2 separate regions of the Homo sapiens genome follow, and region 2 is linked to region 1. Evidence: chromatin contacts called from ENCODE Hi-C or POLR2A ChIA-PET data. All regions are on one chromosome and are shown on one strand. The core of a region is the stretch at or near the end of the contact, and the rest is flanking DNA. Distances in the headings are between cores, read along the strand shown.

Region 1 (4,714 bases), core at 1,049-3,548:
GGTCTAAGGCCTCATCAAGTGGCACCTGTTTAATTAACCGCCATCAACTTTTATTGGCCTCACTGATTCCCATCTGTTTCTCACTTCAATTCATTTTGTACCCTGTGCTGAATTACTCTTCCTGCAGCATGGCTCTGAAAATGTCATTCCTCTGTTCAAGAATTTTGAGTGCTTCCTTCTGCTTATGGAAATAAGCCCCCAATTTGCCAGTCCCTCAGTAGAGATTTCTCATGAGCTGGATTCTCCCTATCCCAACTCATATTTCACTATTCCACTTCAGAAACACATTTAACATTGTTTCTGCACTATCCTCTGTACAAGCCTCCGTGCCTTTGCTCATCCAACTTTGATTATACCCCTCACTTCTCTCTATTAGTCCAAACTCTGTTAAACTAACTCTTCAGGGCACAGCTCAAGTCTTTTCCAGGAAGCTGGCCCCAGCTAAAACCACAGTTTAGTTTTCTTAGAACTGGAGTAGACTTCATAGAGCACCCTCAGGGACTCTAAGCCGCAAAAATATTAAATTCTATTCAACAAAAATTTATTGAATATTCATTATGCACTAAGCCCCAGACTAGGAACTGGGAACAAGAAAAACAAATAGATGTGATCTCTCTTTTTAAGGGACTCTTGCTTATTGGAGGGTACAAAATATATAAACATACAATTGCATTAAAAGCTGTCAAGTTCTAAGATGGAGATAAACACATGCTGTGAGAATGAGAAGGATGGGCATTTAGTCTAGCTGAGGATTCAAGGAAAGAGTCCTAGTTGAGACATCTTGTGATAAGAATGTTAAAGATGAGCAAGAGCTACCAAGACAAAAGTGGGAAAGAAATTTGAGACAAAGGGAACAAAATAAATGAATGCAGAGACATAAACAGTGGGAAGGAGGTGAGGAACTAGAAGCCTGGTAGCACTAGACTATAATGTTGTGAAACAAGAACTGGTGAGAGATGAGATGGGAAGTGACTGGAGAGACTAAGCCAGGCATTTGGGGTTTTGTAAACTATATTAAGAACTTTGTACTCTAATCTGTAAATGATGAAGAACCATTAAAAATGTTTACACAAGGAGGTTAAATGATTGGGTTTTGCTTTTAGAAAAAGTATGCTCCTTACGTTGTAGAGACCAGATTTAAGGGAAGCAAGTCAGGAGAAAGGAAACTACAGATTGCGATGTTCCAAGGAGAGGACAAGGACCTAAGTAAGGAAATCGTTATTGGGGATGAGCCTGAAAACAGATTTAAAAAATAGTTATGAGCTAAAACCATTAGACCTTGCTGATTGCCTAGATGTAGAAGGCCCAGGACAATGAGAAGTCTTACATAATTATTTAATCTCTGGTTTGGGCAACAAGATGGTTATGCCAGTAATTAAGCTAGAAATAAAGGAACCATTGGTGAACAGAGAACAACAATGAAGACAGTTCCAGGTATGTTGAGTTTGAGATTCTTCTGGGACATATCAAGCTAAAGATTACATATGAGTTCTAGGGTAAAGATTAAGTTTGACATTAGTTGTCATTCCAGTTATAAATGAAACAATGACAAGGATGAAATTCCTCAAGCAAAGTATGTAAAGAAATGGAGACTTTGGGGTAATGTTAGAAACCTGGGTTATTGTAGTTACTGGACACACAGAAGAGGAAGAGCCCCAAAAGACAAGAAAGAAATCACTCAAAGAAGCAAGAGGAATGCCAGGACAGATTGGAGTCAAGAAACTAAACCAGAGGGTTTTAAGATAGGGCGTAAGATACGGACTGAGAAAGCATCCTTGGGTTTCGCAATACAAAGTTCATTGGTGACCTTTAGAAGTGAGTCTAGGCTCCGAACCGTGATGTGTTGAAGTGTAAATGAATTACAGTCATGAATACAGTTTACTTAGCTGAAAACGAAAGGAGAAGAATTAGGGCACAGCTAGAGGCGATGCAAGGCCAAGAAATAGCTGACTGAGGCTAAAGGAATACAGATTGCAGAGGCACACAGTAAATGAGGGTCTTTATTTCATTACAAATATACAGTTTAATACTCAAAAATATCTTTCAAACACGAGGTCAGAAGGGAAATAAAGTTGCATGAATTGCCTTTGGTAGAGTTCTAACTACTTTGTGTACAGGAACATTATGTTTCTATTTTCACTGGGACCCAGAAGCACGCAGAGCTGCCTCCTCTCTTTCGTCACATGTCTCCTGAGATCCTTGAATAACTCAATTTTGGGATGTAATCATTTTGCTTTCAGGGAAGCTGAATACCATTTTTGTGAGGAATCATTCCACCACCATGTGGCTACTCTTGAGAATAGCATTTTTCTCAACTTCCTCCTAGAGCTAGCTACTGGGTTGAGTTCCCAGAGAAGGAGAATTCCACAGCTCAAAGAACTTTAGAAACCCTCTCTTTATTTTGCAGATAAGGAGAGCAAAGATAACTTGCCTAATTTTTCAAAATTTCCGTATATTTTAACTGGTTATGAATATTTTATACATTATGAGTGATTATATATATATAAAGCAGACAACAAAAAACACATACAAAATCTTTCCATGTTCATTCAAACCCAAGGACAACATCCCTGTCAGACTGTCTTAAGTAAAAAATATTGATGAAATGCAGCAATACACAGAGATCAGTGTTTCTAAACTAATCTTTAACAACAACATCCTGCCTTGAGGCTAACATGATGTTTTGTTTAAATTTAAGCCATTTCCAAAAAAAGTTTTAATTTCCGCAAGTTCAGATTGGTAAAATAGAAAGCATACCTACAGAGGATCAGTCCTTAGGTGATAATTAGAATGTGTTTATTATCTTAAGATATAAAACCCAGTTGTATAATATCTTTTGTCATTTTGCTTTTCTCTATCTTTTTTTGTGATAATAAAAATAACAGATGTCATTAAAGAAAATGTGAAGGTTTCAAGGGAAAAAGACATAAAAGTCACTAAAAGAGTTCATAACCCAATAGTATTTTAAAAAATTTTTTGGCACTTTTAATCCCTTATAACTGCTTTAAGTTAAAGAAATCAAGCTCACTATTTTATTTATCCCATTGAATTAGCTAAGAGTTAAAAAATGATTTCTTATATTTACAGAAGTTATTTCACTCTTCATATTAATCACACTTAATCAAAAAGTGTCACAAACTCTTAAGACTTTAAATAAATGTAAAACTGTTAAAACAGAGCAAAGTTGACAAGGTTTGGGCCACCTTTATGCAAGGTGGCATCTTCAGCCAGACTGTCCATATGTTCATTAATGCTGTCTTTAATTATTTCTAAAAATCTTTAAGGCATTGGCTGCTCCCTGCATCTTTAATCTGCTGGTCCAAAGATGCTTCTGGTGAATGGAAGTGCTCTAAATTAGCAAAACTAGAATAACCTAAGCTTTGAAATGTTTCAAATCAAGGCAATGGACTTCTTCTGAATAGTACAGTTGATCCTTGAACCATACAGGTTTGAACTGTGTGGGTCCACTTACAGAGAGATATTCTTCCACCTCTGCCACCCCTGAGCAAGATCAACTCCTCGGTCTCAGCCTACTTAACATGAAGACAATGAAGATGAAGATCTTTATGATGATCTAGTTCCACTTAATAAACAGTAAATATATTCTGTCTTCCTTATGATTTTCTTAATAACATTTTCTGTTCCCTAGCTTTATTGTAAGAATATAGCACGTAATACATATATTAATAACATATAAAATTCAAAACAGTACAAAATGGCTGTTTATGTTATAGTTAAGGCTTCCAGTCAACAGTAGGCTATTAATAGTTAAGTTTTTGGGGAGTCAAAAGTTAAATGCAGATTTGCAACTGCACAGGGTCAGGGGAGTTGGCACCTCTAACCCTTGTGTGTTGTTCAGGGCTCAACTGTAATGATGTCAATAACGATGACGATAACACCTTCTAAACCTTTTAAAGCATAAATGTTTTATGAACCTCTCATTTAGTCATCTTAACAACCCAACTTTACAAACGAAGGATTGTTAAGTAATGGCCCTACTTCACACAGCTAATATTCAGATAGTTCCTCTCTGCCCTAAAACCTGGAAGTGTGTCAGCTTCAGTAACCACAGTCCCATAGTCCAAAACAGTTTCTAAATACTGAATGCTTAGCCAGCCCCAGGGTTTCTGATTCTTTTCAAACTACATCAATGTGATTACATCACACCTGCAGTGGGTAAGATCTTGTAAAATTATACCTGCCCCACTTTTTTGCTTTTTTTTTTTTTTATTAAGTCAGCCTAAGGAGTTCATTTCTGGGGAAATACCAGGATATTTTACAAAAGAAATGCAAAGAGAAAAAAATGTGCTAATATTCAGTTTCTGATATACAAAACAGAATTATTCAGAAGCCAATATTCTGACAGAGGGTTTTTCCAAACTCTTTTATTACCCCACATCAAGAACCCAACTCACAGACATGGCTCATCGTGTGGAGATGATAGATCCCTGGGTCTCTGATGGCAAACCCCCTGAGAGTCTTGCTGCTCAAAGACATGACTCTGGAAATAAAAGGAAAGGCCACTCCCCCATGAATTTTTAATAAAACACAGAAAATTAGAAGGCAGGAGAGCAAGACTCTTAACCATGTGTATTCCAATTGCCCCCATTCCAGGCCTTGGCCCATGGATGAGGGAATGCATTAGAGTAAAACTGAGGGCAAGAGGGCTGCTTATTCCCTGCTCCCTGTTGAGGCATCTGGGGAATAATTACAC
Region 2 (4,714 bases), core at 1,593-4,092, 92 kb before region 1:
CTCACTTAGATTCTGTGCGGAGAACATAGACTATGTTATATAATCTCTGACTTTACCCCCAGTGTTGAACATAATATACACAGAAGACACTCAACAGATAGCTGAAGATGTAATGAATAAACAAATGCATCTTTTCTATACACATGTTGGACCCCAACATATGAAAGTGTTTTTCCTTAGTTTCTAATAAAATTCCTTTGGGAAATCCCAGTATGATTCAGTTGTGCCATGGAAAAGGCCAAAATTGATTTTGGTTGTGACAGCACTCGGATCACAATCTTATGAGAGAAGTGTACCTTTCAGTACAGGATAAGGCAGTAGATGTAAGAATCAACATAACAAAATCTCAAAGGGAAGAGGAAACTTGAACTGTAGAGTCAGCTTTGCCTAACTGGTTCCCCCAAACTCTATGGAGGTTTTCCTCCTGGAATTCTTCTCTGCTAAAATCTGTAAGATTTGGTGTTTTGGTTTCATAGTGAAGGGTGTTTTCTCTAAAGATAACAAAATATCAATCTCTCTGATGCAGTATAAATGAAAGAAACAGATCCACGGCAAAGTAAAGGGGCTGACCTCACATAGGGGCACAGAAAATTCATCAATTTTCATAGGAAGGGAGGGAGAACCTGTGGGCACAGGGGCAGGTAAGTTGAAGGTTTGAAGAAGAAGAATGAGGAGGTTATTTTCTGATTGTTCTTATCTCCTCAGTGAAGAACCAAGCAAAGTAATCAGCTGAAAGGAAGGAACAGTAGGTTTATTGGAGGATTGAAGAGAGAGGAAACAGTGTGAACCAAAGCTATCATTATGTAGGGAAGGGATGTGCTAGTAAGTCCAGTGTGATTAATGTCATTTGAGGTTAGTGCTGCAGCTCTATTCAGCTACTCAGTGCAAACAAAAATAGGTGAAGTATTGGATTTAACCACGTGAATGTAATGAAGATCTAAAGGGATGAGGCAGTTGAAGGTGTATGTGACAGAGCAATGATGAGGATAATGAACCAATCGATTAAACTGAGAAAGGTGAGAAGAGCAGCTGTGGAAGGGATAATGAGCAATGAAAAGAGGAAACAGTGAATGGAAAAGATTCCATGGGCAGTGGAGGAGGGTTACAAGAAGAACTGAATTGGAAACATGCAAGTAGGGATCAGAGAGTTTTGAGGGAGATTTGGTTCTTGCAAAGTATATGGTCTAGGGTATAACTCTGGGAGTAGATGACTGAGGTGAGCTGGGGTAGCATTTAAGAGCATTGGGAAAGAGATCAAGGGACTGAGAGAACAAGTATAGAATGGATTGTCCCTGTGGATATTGAAGTAATCAAAAATTCTGATAAGAGTAGTGGGTGAGGAAAAACATGGTGAACTGGAGGCTAAAATTTTTTATTGAAAAGAGAGGTGAGACTTAGGGCTTAGGAGGTAGGTAGGTGATGAGTATGGAATCTACTGGCAGGCATTTTCAGATAATGTTTTTAAAGGATTAACAATATTTGGGAGAAGCACTGAGAATCAAAGACACATATCTCATCTCTAGTATATAGTACAAGGTTTATGAGAGGAAAAAAAACATCTTCACTTGAAAGGGATGTGGGAGAAGCAGTATGTTTAAAGGAGACCCGGATTTCACTTAGGACAAGCTAATGAAGAGAGTTGCGAGAGAAGAGGCTGTGTATACTGGAGATATTGTTGAGGCTTGACCATAAGAAGAGAAACCAGAGAAAGGGTTTGGGGGACCTGCCTGGGAAGAGATGGGAGATGGAGTCAAAGTAGGAAATATAACGAGCAGTGTGAGGAGAAGAGAGGCAGGATAACCTGAGGGCATGCCCTAAAGACTCCAAGGTGAAGGCAGATGATCGATTCTGACTACAGCGCCTTCTTGCATTTAGTCCTTAGGCAGTTTGTGGTGGTAAGTTTTGGAGGAGTATTAAACATGAGTTTGGGAGCCTGGGAAGGGTCTCACTAGAGGCATGTAGAGCTCTGTGGGCCTCCTTTCAATCCTGGAATGGAACAATTGCAGATATTCAAAAGACGCTCTATGGGCTTGCTTTCTGTTAAGTAGATGCTAACTGATCATTTGTTTTATTCGTTTATCAATTATTTATGGGGAGCCCACAATGTGGAGGGCACTGTTTTAGACTTTGGATAAACAAACACACCTTTGGGTCTCCTGGACTTTACGGTTTAGTGGGAGAGAGATATTTAAAGTAAATAAACCAAGAAACACAATATCCAACTGTGCCATTGCTATAAAGACAAAGAACAGGGTGTAATGAGATCATGCAACCGGGTACCTTATGGTATTTAATTCTTCTACATTCTTTGAGTGTACCATGTTGCCTAGCTCCAAAAACACAGCTAAGAAGTAAAAGTGAAAACATATGTTAAGGTTTGATTATTTTCTGAATTAACTAATGAGACTGATTAAGGTGAGACTAAGAAGTAGTGAGACTGATCCCAAAAAGCCACCAAGAAATTACTAATTGCCTCATAATTATAATATCCAGATAAAACTTATTTTTCTACTAGTATATAGCCCTTCTCTTGAATTAACTTTAAACTGTAATTAAGTGACCAGTGTTGTTTAAATATGAGAAAACATTGTGTGGATGTCACTTTGGCACAGAGATACCAGATATGAATAAATGGGAAAACCTCAACTCCATTCATTGTTCTGGGTGGAGGTGGTAGGAAGTTGCCCACAATAAAATGCAAAAGTGCCTTCTGCTGAAATGTGCCCTGAGCCCACTTAGTCACAATATTAAAATGCAGATCCAAGTATTTGGAACAATATGCTCAACTTCTGGTCTATAGCTCCTGAAATGCACTGGGTCCCTATGACTCACTGGCAGAACACGGTTGAAAGAATGTCGAACTCATAAGAGAAAAATGTAACTCCCTGAGATGAATACAACCAACAAGAGAGTGCTTGCCAATGAGAAAATATTGAATTGTTAAAATGCAGTTCTGGAGAAGGCAATACAGGTGTGGAAGGAATATTCTATACTTGTCTCTATCACAGGAGTGTGTTGCTACTTCCAGCAAACTCACTTTCCAAAGAGAAGTCTTCGTAACATTTCTTCAAGGCCAATAATGCCAAGAGTGAAGTTTGCATAAGCTTTAAAAATTTCCCAACTTACCTACCAACTGAAAAATAGGTCAACTTTCAGTCTCAAGAGTAAGAAACTAAATGCATCAATGGGAAGAAACTAACTGCATCAATGGGGTCCTTTTTCCAGTTCAAATTAGGGACTTTAAGTCAGTTTTCCTTGGGAGTCTCCCAGCCTGAAGGAAATAAAAAAAAAAAATAAAAGCAATTAACACCACTTCAGAACTAGACTAGAGATCCACAAGGTAAACATTTTGAGAAAAAGCTAAGAAAAAATCCAAAAGATGAAGGAACAAGGCATCCAGTTCATCCAGAATCCTTCAAGCTTCTCTTTAGACTCATCCACTCACCCACCCATCCATCCATCCATCCATCTTTCCATCCAACTTTCTATTTGATTTTTGTTCGGCTGTCGTTGACCAAGCAGCTACTAAGTGTCTAGCTGAGGTTCACATATCGACAAGACACAGTTCCAGTCTTTGAGGAGCTAATTTGTAATGTTGCAACAAGCCACCAGGTAACCACACAGACAATTTCCATACTATCTAAGAACTGTCATGATAGAGTTAGCACAGGTGCTTTGGGGACACATAATAGGGTGGGGAACTTCATTCAGTAAAGGGCAGGGTAGAGGGGGAGCAGGTCAATGTCTTTAAGGAAGTCATATCCATGCCAAGATGTGAAAGGGGTAGGAGTCAGGCAAAGGAGAGAGGAGAAGGAAAAGTATGGATAAAAAACAAGTGTGTGCTGCTCATTCCTGGGTAGAATCTACAGTGGCCAGGCTTGTAACTCAGCTTGGGCCCCAGTAGGCTCTGTAGGAATGAAGGGTCTCCTGAGGCTCTAACATCCACTCAGACCCAAAGCAGTGAGGCTAGAGGGCTAATAAAATGTGTGGTGATATAAATGTTTTCAGTAAATATTTACATGAGGTAAATATTCAGTGATGGGTGATGGAAGATGGAAGATGGAGCCAGAAGGTAAAACCCTTCTGGAAAGTAATATTTTAGGCCAGAATCTAAAAGTGAGTAAATTCAGGTGAGTAAGAGAATGGAAACAAGTATCCTAAGCCTAGCAAATGCCACCTGCCATGGCCAAGAGAGTGCTATGGCCAGAGTACAGGGAAGACCTCAGAAAGACAGGCAAGGAGTTGGGTGGAGAAGACAAAGTGAACCTAGGCAGTGCCTACAAATTTGTGAAATGTTATTTTGAATATCCCCAAAGATGGCAAATCTTTGTTTTATAAAGGTGATTATTGAAAGTAGCTGAATGTCATGGAGCCCAAACTGATGAACCATATGAAAAATAATCTGAAAGAGTGTCTTTTAGCCCAAAACAAGATTTAAGTTATGAAATAACAACATAAACATTTTCTTATAAACTGGCTCTGAAGTAACCCAAAAAAGAAAGACAAAGCAAAGAACAGGGCTATAATATGCTCTCAGAAAAAATAGTTTCTTAAATTAAGTGGATGGCCTCCAAAGGTGACTTCCTTAAAGTGACAGCACTCGGTTAGATGCTTGTAAATTTAGACAAGATATTTTTAAGTTCTGACTCAGTGATGTCTAATCTCTTGAGAATATCCCCTGAGAGTAGATTAAATATTTGTGAAGATATAAATT

What was found. A loop is a pair of places that touch in the nucleus more often than their neighbours do. ChIA-PET counts read pairs that join two places held with the same protein, here RNA polymerase II (POLR2A). Pooled maps may share reads with other maps.
Region 2: a map of PC-3 shows a loop between it and region 1 (4-fold over the local background). The contact joins two enhancer-like sites. A Hi-C loop is called at or near these places in 6 of 168 maps with a recorded cell type or tissue (CD14-positive monocyte, IMR-90, PC-3 and 3 more) and 7 of 50 pooled maps. POLR2A ChIA-PET finds 5 or more read pairs at or near these places in 9 of 52 experiments (AG04449, AG04450, BJ and 6 more).

The regions. Positions count from the first base shown.
Region 1 is chr1:172,823,760-172,828,473 of GRCh38, reverse strand. LOC105371618 (a long non-coding RNA gene) reads left to right here. Exons shown (of 3, transcript XR_007066734.1): 3 at 3,285-3,349. Among named protein-coding and RNA genes, the nearest start is that of FASLG, 170 kb to the right of the region's middle. Within about 2 kb of position 2,298, at least 9 of the 41 ENCODE cell types and tissues checked have a DNase peak (open chromatin) inside an H3K27ac peak, as active enhancers do; they include endothelial cell of umbilical vein, where a contact is called at or near this core.
Region 2 is chr1:172,916,244-172,920,957 of GRCh38, reverse strand. No RefSeq gene overlaps it. Among named protein-coding and RNA genes, the nearest start is that of TNFSF18, 130 kb to the left of the region's middle. Within about 2 kb of position 2,842, at least 5 of the 41 ENCODE cell types and tissues checked have a DNase peak (open chromatin) inside an H3K27ac peak, as active enhancers do; they include endothelial cell of umbilical vein, where a contact is called at or near this core.